Linked DNA regions of Homo sapiens: region 1 is linked to region 2. Evidence: read pairs that join two places in POLR2A ChIA-PET (ENCODE). Cell type or tissue: GM12878. All regions are shown on one strand. Links, peaks and the distances in the headings refer to the core of each region. The heading gives the core; the rest is flanking DNA. Region 1 overlaps SLC39A11 (solute carrier family 39 member 11). Region 2 overlaps VCF1 (VCP nuclear cofactor family member 1).

Region 1 (4,398 bases), core at 253-4,252, 230 kb after region 2:
TGATCCCTCTCCTTGGAGCTGGTTATGGCATTGGGGAAAATGATGAGTTCATTTCTTATGGGTCAGGCCTGATGTAGTGCTTAGTACACCTGCTCACAATCTCTTGGCCAATTCATAGTCACTTGCACATCTATTTGGATGAAAGGCAAATCACATGGCCAAGCCCAAGGTCAAGGGGTGGGGAAACACACTGTGCTCATGATAAGGCCATGACAAGGGCATGGTTGCAGGGAGGGCTAAAGAACTGGGGCCAGTCATTCAACCTGCCATGGAGAGCTTGAAAGTGTTGAGAGATGAGGTCAAGACAGGAAGGCAGGGCTGTATCATATATAATCTAACTCTCTGTCCAGGTTGAAGAAGAGACATAGATGCTAGTGGGAATGGCTGTTGGCTGCCTAACTGGCTACTGCAAGCTTTTTAGGGCAGGGTCTTACCTAACTCACCTCTGTATCCAGGTGGAAACTAGCACCATGCTTTGTCGGGTAATATGTTCAATTAGCCCAAATAACCCCCTCCTTCACCTCCAACATATAATATATTCAAAGCATGGAGAAGCTAAAAGCATCAAGAACCCAGTCCGTATAGGGCATTTGATTTGAAAGTCTCATGGAGTGTTTGTTCTTTCTAAAGAGATGATTTAGAGTTAAATGATGCACAGAGATCAAGCGGGTCAGGCCATATCCTCAGCTCCTATCTAGAGAGAACCTTCTACTTAAAGTAGGCTGGATCCTGTTTGTGGAGTACCAGAGCTCAGATTTCTAATTAAAAGCGCTTTTTCACTTTATTATGAAATATGATACACGTAAAAAACTTTATACAACAAACGTAATGAATAATTCTAAAGCAAATATCTTTGTAACCGCCACCATGCCAAGAAACAAAAGTCCCCCTAACTCCCCATGTATTCCCCTCTTGATCAATCCCTGTTGCTACTTGCTGCTAAGTCACCACTATTCTGACTTTTATAATTACCTCTTTTTTATAGTTTCAACCCTTATATGTACATCCCTAAACAACATGATTTAGTATTTCAATTGTATATAAATGAAAACATTCTATATATATTAGTTGTGTATTTTGCTTCTTTCATTAAATATAGGAATAAAATTTATCCACATCATTGTCTATAGCTCTTGTTAATTCCTTTTGACTGTTATACAATGCTCCACCATATGAATATATTTATTTATTCATCCTATTGTTGGTGGACATTGAATTGCTTGTGGGTTTTGGCTACTGTATATGAAGCAAATGAAATACTGCAGGATTTTTATGAAGAAAAGTAGAAACCAGGCCAGGCGTGGCAGTTCATGACTGTAACGGGTGAAACTTGGGTGAAACTCGTGAGGCTAAATATGTAGTTCATATGGAAAAATACAGGACCAAGAATAGGTGCTATCATGAGAATAGCACGGGAAACACCCGCCCCCATGATTCAATTACCTCCCACTAGGTCCCTCCCAGGACATGTGGGAATTGTGGGAGCTACAATTCAAGATGAGATTTGGGTGGGGGACACAGCCAAACCATATTGGGGGTGCTGACTCGGAAGGGGCAGTAGGCACCAGGGAATTTCAAGGGTAGGAAAAAATCTTAAATTTTGGAAGGAGAGTAAGAGAGGGAGGAGGAAGAGAAAGGATTTTGACCTTGCAAACAGCAGAACATTTTGGTAATTACAACAGTGTGACATTGTGCCATAGCTGTACAGAATCAACGGGGAAGACTGGCAAGTCTCATGAATATATAGAAACTTGGTGTATGGAACATGGCAGAGTTGCCATTATAATTCAGTGGGAAAAGGATTGATTAGTCAATAAATGTTGATCCAGTGGAATCGCCTCCAAAATTGTAATCTACCATATACCCTTTGCAAAAATGCTCCCAGGCGAAGTTAGCAATGCTTCAACAATATTTAGGACAGTGGTTCTCAGCCCTGGCTGCACATTTTAATCATCTGTGGACACTTAAAACAAATACAGATTGTGGGTTTCAACTCCTACAGATTCTAACTAAAATTGTACGTGGTAGAGCCCAGGCATCTGTTTTTTCAAATCAACTGTATTGAGGTATAATTTACATAAAACGCTCCCATTTTAACTTTCTAGTTTAGTGTGTTTTGACAAATGTGTACACCTGTGTAATCTTTACAATAATCAAATTTAAGATTTTTTCCTACCCTTGTAGGAAATTCCCTGGTGCCTGCTGCCCCTTCTGAGTCAGCACCCCCGATATGGTTTGGCTGTGTCCCCCACCCAAATCTCATCTTGAATTGTGGCTCCCACAATTCCCACATGTCCTGGGAGGGACCTAGTGGGAGGTAATTGAATCATGGGGGCGGGTGTTTCCTGTGCTGTTCTCATGATAGTGAATAAGTCTCACAAGATCTGATGGTTTTATAAGGGGGAGTTTCCCTGTGCAAGCTCTCTCTTGTCTGCCAGCATGTAAGATGTGCCTTTCGCTTTCTGCCATGACTGTGAGGCCTCCCCAGCCATGTGGAACTGTGAGTCCATTAAACCTCTTTTTTCTTTATAAATTACCCAGTCTCGGGTGTGTCTTTATTAGCAGCATGAGAACAGACTAATACATCCCCCATGTGCCAATCTGAACCCAGGTAACCACTGATCTGCTTTCTAACGCTGTAACTTATTTTTTAGCATTAGTATTTTTTAAAAGCTCTCCAGGTGATTTTAATGAGTAGCCAACTAGTGATAAAGCAATTTATAACATTAAGAAAAACAAACTTCTCTGTGACAAAAGACGTTATAGAGTTAAATTCAAGCCAAGGCTTGTGAGAAGATATTTGCAATACACACAACTGATGAAATATTGGTGTCCAGAATATATAAAGGTCTTCCACAAATCAATGAAAAGGGGCAAACCGTGCACAGTAAAAAAATTGAACAAACTATTTGATTAGGAATTTATGAGGAAGGAGCCCTAAAGAACCAATAAACACATGAAAAGATGCCCAGTTTCACTGGTAATAAAGGGAATGCAATTTAAATTATTTTGTTTTTCTTTTTTTGTTCGTTTTTTGAGATGAAGTTTCACTCTTGTCACCCTGGCTGGAGTGCAATGGCGTGATCTCGGCTCACTGCCACCTCCACCTCCTGGGTTCAAGCAATTCTCCTGCCTCAGTCTCCCAAGTAAAGCTGAGATTACAAGTGCCTGCCACCAAGCTCGAGTAATTTTAGTATTTTTAGTAGAGATGGGGTTTCACTATGTTGGCCAGGCTGGTCTGGAACTCCTGAACTCAGGTGATCCATCTGCCTCAGCCTCCCAAAGTGCTGGGATTACAGGTGTGAGCCGCCACTCCTGGCCTCTGCGATTTAAATTCTCACCTTTTGTATTTGACCAAAAAAAATGAGAAAAGGTTTGACAATATTCAGTATTGACAAAAGAGATTTTTGATAAATAGGAACTCTCATGCACTGTTGATGGGAGTGCAAATTGATACAACCATCTTGGTGAGTAATTTGTTAATATCTGGTAAAACTGAAGATATAACATATCCCATGACAAAGCAGTTTCAGTTTTAGATACATGTTCTTCAGGCATTCTTGCGAATGTACACAGGGAACCCTGCATGAGAATGTTCATTGCAGCATTTCTTGTAATGGTGAAAAATTGGAAATGAATACATTATCAGTCAGTAGAAGAATGAATAATTAAATTGTGGTAAATTCATTAAGATAGCATGGCTAAGTAGCCATTTAAAAAAGTAAGTTGCATGGCCGGGCCCAGTGGCTCACACCTGTAATCCCAGCACTTTGGGAGGCCAAGGCGGGGGGATTATCTGAGATCAGGAGTTCAAGACCAGCCTGGCCAACATGGTGAAACCCCCATCTCTAATAAAAATACAAAAATTAGCCGGGTGTGGTGGCGTGGGCCTGTAATCCCAGCTATTTGAGAGGCTGAGGCAGGAGAATTGCTTCAACCCGGGAGGTGGAGGTTGTGGTGAGCCGAGATCACGCCACTGCACCCCAGTCTGGGTGACAGAGCAAGGCTCCATCTCAAAAAAAAAAAAATTAAAAAATAAATAAAAATAACAAAAGTTGCCGAATGCTACATACAGTAAAATACTATTTAACTAAAGTTTGAAATTGTATAAAATAATAGTGTGAATTTTTTGTAGACATATAAAAATATATTAGCATGGTATTAAAAGTGTAAAAATAGCGTTATAAAGCATACCCATGGAATTTTTCAGATATTGAGTACCTCTAATTGGTGCGGAGAGAGAAGAGCTGCAATTCTTTCTGTAATAGTTTACTTAAAAAATCTGAATCAAATATGGTAACAGGTTAACCTTTATTAAATCTAGATCGTTGGTACGTGGACTTACATCTTGTTATTCTCTGTACTCTTCTACATTTCTGAAAGATTGCCTTAAGAAGG
Region 2 (4,398 bases), core at 308-4,307:
TCCACTTCTCAGATGGAAAACTTGGCACACAGAAAAATAGTCACTTGTCCAAAGAACACAGCTAGTAAGAGGCAGAGGAGGAACGGAGCCCCAGGGTGTGGTTGTTGGGCTGCACGCTCCTGACCATGGTGTGTGCTCTCCCAGAAGATAGAACAGAGGTTCTGCGAGACTTTGCTAAATATATCCAGGAGCAGCTAGAGCCTAGTCTTCTCTTTTTTTTTCTTTTTTTTTTTTTTTGAGACAGAGTTTCGCTCTGTCACCTAGGCTGGAGTGCAGTGGCATGATCTCAGCTCACTGCAACCTCCACCTCCCAGGTTCAAGTGATTCTCCTGCCTCAGCCTCCTGAGTAGCTGGGATTACAGGCACCCGCCAGCTCGCCCAGCAAATTTTTGTATTTTTAGTAGAAATGGGTTTCACGATGTTGGCCAGGCTGGTCTCAAACTCCTGACCTTAGGTGATCCATCCGCCTTGGCCTTCCAAAGTGCTGGGATTATAGGCGTGAGCCACCGCGCCCAGCCCTAGTTTTGTTTTGAGTCAGGAACAGAGAAGAACAATTTTCCTTCTCTTTTTATCTAGAAGCTGTTTTTTCCAAGTACATGGCATGATATGATCTTAGCTATAAAGCAATTTTAGATTTCTAGCAAGAAAAAAAACAAAAATGTGGTCTTGTGTTTTTTTTTTCCAAATCTCTGATTAGTGCTTGAATTGAAGACTTTGAATTTTAACTCCAGTAACTTGGACTTAATGACTTATGAGCCTTAGAATACTATTTTTTTAAGTTGAAGTATTTACTAATTTAATTTTTTTTTTTTTTTTGAGACAGGGTCTTGCTCAGTTGCCTAGGCAGGAGTGCCGTGGTGCTGTCATGGCTTACTGCAGCTGTGAACTCATGGGCTTAAGCACTCCTCCCTGCTCAGCCTCCCAAACTACAGGTGTGCGCCACTACACCTGGCTAGTTTTTTTTTTTTTTTTTTTTTTGAGACAGAGTCTCGCTCTTTCCCCAGGCTGGAATGCAGTGGCGCATCTCAGCTCACTGCAGCCTCCGCCTCTGGGGAGGGTTCAAGCAATTCTCCTGCCTCAGCCTCCCGAGTAGCTGGGACTACAGGGGACCGCCACCACGCCCAGCTAATTTTTGTACTTTTAGTAGAGACGGGGTTTCACCATGTTGGCCAGAATGGTCTCGATCTCTTGATCTCATGATCCGCCCGCCTCGGCCTCCCAAAGTGCTGGGATTACAGGCGTGAGCCACCGCGCCCGGCCCACCTGGCTAGTTTTAAAATTTTTTTTGTGGAGATGGGGGTCTCCTCATGTTGTCCAGGCTGATCTTGAACTCCTGGGCTCAAGCAATCCTTCCACCTTGGCCTTCCAAAGTATTAGGATTACAGGTGTGAGCCACCATGCCCAGCCTAATTTTTTGTTTCGTGTAAAGCCATTCTAGATGAATCACATTAGTTAACATCTATCTCAGGCTCAGTTTTCTCTTCACTGAGCAAGAAGTGAAATGATTTTATCAATTTTTTTCTATCAAATCCTGATCTTGGGCAACTATTTGGATGGGTAAAAACTACTTAGATTTAACTTAAATTTTTTTTTTAGGGTCTAGTCTTTTTAGGTTGAATTCTATTATTTACATGTAGAAGGAGTAATGTTCTTTACTTTCAGTTTTAATATCTTTATCTACAAATTACACTAGAAGTTTCTGTGTAAATCTAGCTTCTGTTACCTAGGTATATGCCTTGTAAAAAGTGCTTCTACTTGAGTAAATAAAAGCAGTATCTTCTCATCCTTAGGAGGGAAGAAATTAAAATCTAAATTTGGCTGGGGCCCGGTGGCTCATGCCTGCAATCCCAGCACTTTGGGAGGCCAAGGCGGGCAGATCACGAGGTCAGGAGTTCGAGACCAGCCTGACCAACATGGTGAAACCCCGTCTCTACTAAAAATACAAAAATTAACCGGGCGTGGTGGCGCGTACCTGTAATCCCAGCTACTCAGGAGGCTGAGGCAGGAGAACTGCTTGGACCCGGGAGGCGGAGGTTGCAGTGAGCTGAGATTGCACCACTGCACTCCAGACTGGGCGACAGAGCGAGACTCCATCTCAAAAAAAAAAAAAAAAAAAAAATCTAAATTAAAAAAAAAGCAATACCTTTTAAAAGTACAAAGACCTCAATTTTTTTTAATACCTTTAACTTAGCTTAACAAGACCATTTTGATTTTTTAGACCAGTGTGAAGTAATATCAGATAGAGAGTGAAAAAATGTGGAGATAAAACAGAAGTGGCTGCCGGGCCATGTCTATAATCCCAGCACTTTGGGAGACAGAGGCAGGTGGATCACCTGAGGTCAGGAGTTTGACACCAGTTTGGTCAACATGGTGAAACCCCGTCTCTACTAACAATACAAAAATTGGCTGGGCGTGGTGGTGCATGCCTGGAGTCCCAGTTACTCAGGAGGCCTAGGCAGGAGAATCACATGAACCTAGGAGGCGGAGGTTGCAGTGAGATGAGATCGCACCACCGCACTCCAGCCTGGGTGACAGAGCGAGTCTCCATCTCAAAATAAAAAACAAAAAAAAGAAGTGGCTTACCTAGGACAGCTTCAGCCCCTTTGTCTCTACTAGAAGGCAAAATTTTTGATGTTAATATTAAAATCCTAAGGGAATTCTTAGTGGGAATGCGGAAGTGTGAGAAATTAAAAAAGAATAGAACCAGGGGATCCATTTATCATAAAGTTAGGAGTCTATAAATTCATTTGTTTTAACTGATAAGAATTAGCTGAGTGTTGGGTGATTTTTTAAAAAATAATGTGAATTCATATGACAATAGGAGTATTTAGAATAATTTTTTTAAATGTTATTTTAAGCTCTTCATTCTTGCCCATTCTCATCTTTAATCCGTCTTAGAGTTGTAGTATTAATACATTCTAAGAGACAGACTGATTTGGCCGACTCTTTTCAGTGAAACTGTTAGGATTGTGTGTTTAGAACCCTGTAGCAAATTAACTCTGAAATTAAGTTTTGTTTTTTTTTTTTTTCTTTTTTTGGAGACAGGGTCTCACTCTGTCTCCCAGGCTAGAGTGTGGTGGTATGATCATGGCTTACTGCAGCCTTGACCTCCCCAGGCTCAGGTGATCCTCCCACCTCAGCCTCCTGAGTAACTGGGACTACAGGCGCGCACTGCCATGCCCAGCTTATTTTTATATTCTTTTTGTAGAGACAGGTTTTCACCATGTTGCCCAGGCTGATCTCGAACTCCTGGACTCACGTGATCCACCTGCCTCGGCCTTCCAAAGTGCTAGGATTATAGGCATGAGCCACCATGCCTGGCCTGAGATTAATTTCATTTTTTTTTCTTTTTTCTTTTTTTTTGGAGACAGAGTCTCGCTCTGTTGCCCAGGCTGGAGTGCAGTGGTGTGATCTCCGCTCACTGCAAGCTCTGCCCCCCAGGTTCACACCATTCTCCTGCCTCAGCCTCCCGAGTAGCTGGAACTACAGGCGCCTGCCACCACACCCGGCTAATTTTTTTGTATTTTTAGTAGAGACGGGGTTCCACAGTGTTCGCCAGGATGGTCTCAATCTCCTGACCTCGTGATCCACCCACCTCGGCCTCCAGAGGACTGGGATTACAGGCATGAGCCACCGCGCCCAGCCGAGATTAATTTCTTAAAAGATCCATTCAAAAGGGAGGAACAGTGCTGTTAGTCTAATTTATAGAATACATTTACTTTGCTTACAGTTTAAGTCCTTGATATGTTTGTAAATACCTCAATTCACAGCATACTAAGCTACCCCAAGCAGTTTCGTCGTTTTTTTTTTTTTTTTTTTTTTGAGACGGAGTTTTTCTCTTGTTGCCCAGGCTGGAGTGCTATGGCACAATCTTGGCTCACTGCAACCTCTGCCTCCCGGGTTCAAGCGATTCGCCTGCCTCAGCCTTCCGAGTAGCTGGGATTACAGGCAATGCACAACCACACCTGGCTAATTTTTTGTATTTTTTTTTTTTGAGACGGAGTCTCGCTCTGCCATCCAGGCCATAGTGCAGTGGCATGACCTCGGCTCACTGCAAGCTCCGCCTCCCAGGTTCATGCCATTCTCCTGCCTCAGCCTCCCAAGTAGCTGGGACTACAGGCGCACGCCACCACGCCTGGCTAATTTTTTTGTATTTTTAGTAGAGACGGGGTTTCACCGTGTTAGCCAGGATGGTCTCTATCTCCTGACCTCGTGATCCGCCCGCCTCGGCCTCCCAAAGTGGTGGGATTACAGGCGTGAGCCACTGCGCCTGGCCATTTTTTGTATTTTTAGTAGAGACGGGGTTTCTCCATGTTGGTCAGGGTGGTCTCGAACTCCCGAGCCCAGGTGATCTGCCCACCTCAGCCTCCCAAAGTGCTCGGATTACAGGCGTGAGCC

Evidence for each region. ChIA-PET counts read pairs that join two places held together with the same protein. Peaks named below come from ENCODE experiments on the same cell type or tissue, not always from the same donor. Only the 100,000 strongest peaks of a DNase experiment are listed, where the experiment ranks them.
Region 1: POLR2A ChIA-PET joins it to region 2 with 5 read pairs; 2 of 35 experiments call an interaction of 5 or more read pairs at or near these places.

The regions. Positions count from the first base shown.
Region 1 is chr17:72,990,993-72,995,390 of GRCh38, reverse strand. All of the region lies in intron 4 of SLC39A11 (solute carrier family 39 member 11), which reads left to right. Among named protein-coding and RNA genes, the nearest start is that of SLC39A11, 99 kb to the left of the region's middle. RefSeq lists enhancers at 2,265-2,314, 2,435-2,524. In GM12878, for the core only: no CTCF peak of the experiment used is centred there; DNase peaks (open chromatin) are centred at 2,130 and 2,430; H3K27ac peaks cover 1,264 bases.
Region 2 is chr17:73,218,616-73,223,013 of GRCh38, reverse strand. The region is part of intron 2 of VCF1 (VCP nuclear cofactor family member 1); the gene reads left to right. Among named protein-coding and RNA genes, the nearest start is that of VCF1, 12 kb to the left of the region's middle. In GM12878, for the core only: no CTCF peak of the experiment used is centred there; no DNase peak of the experiment used is centred there.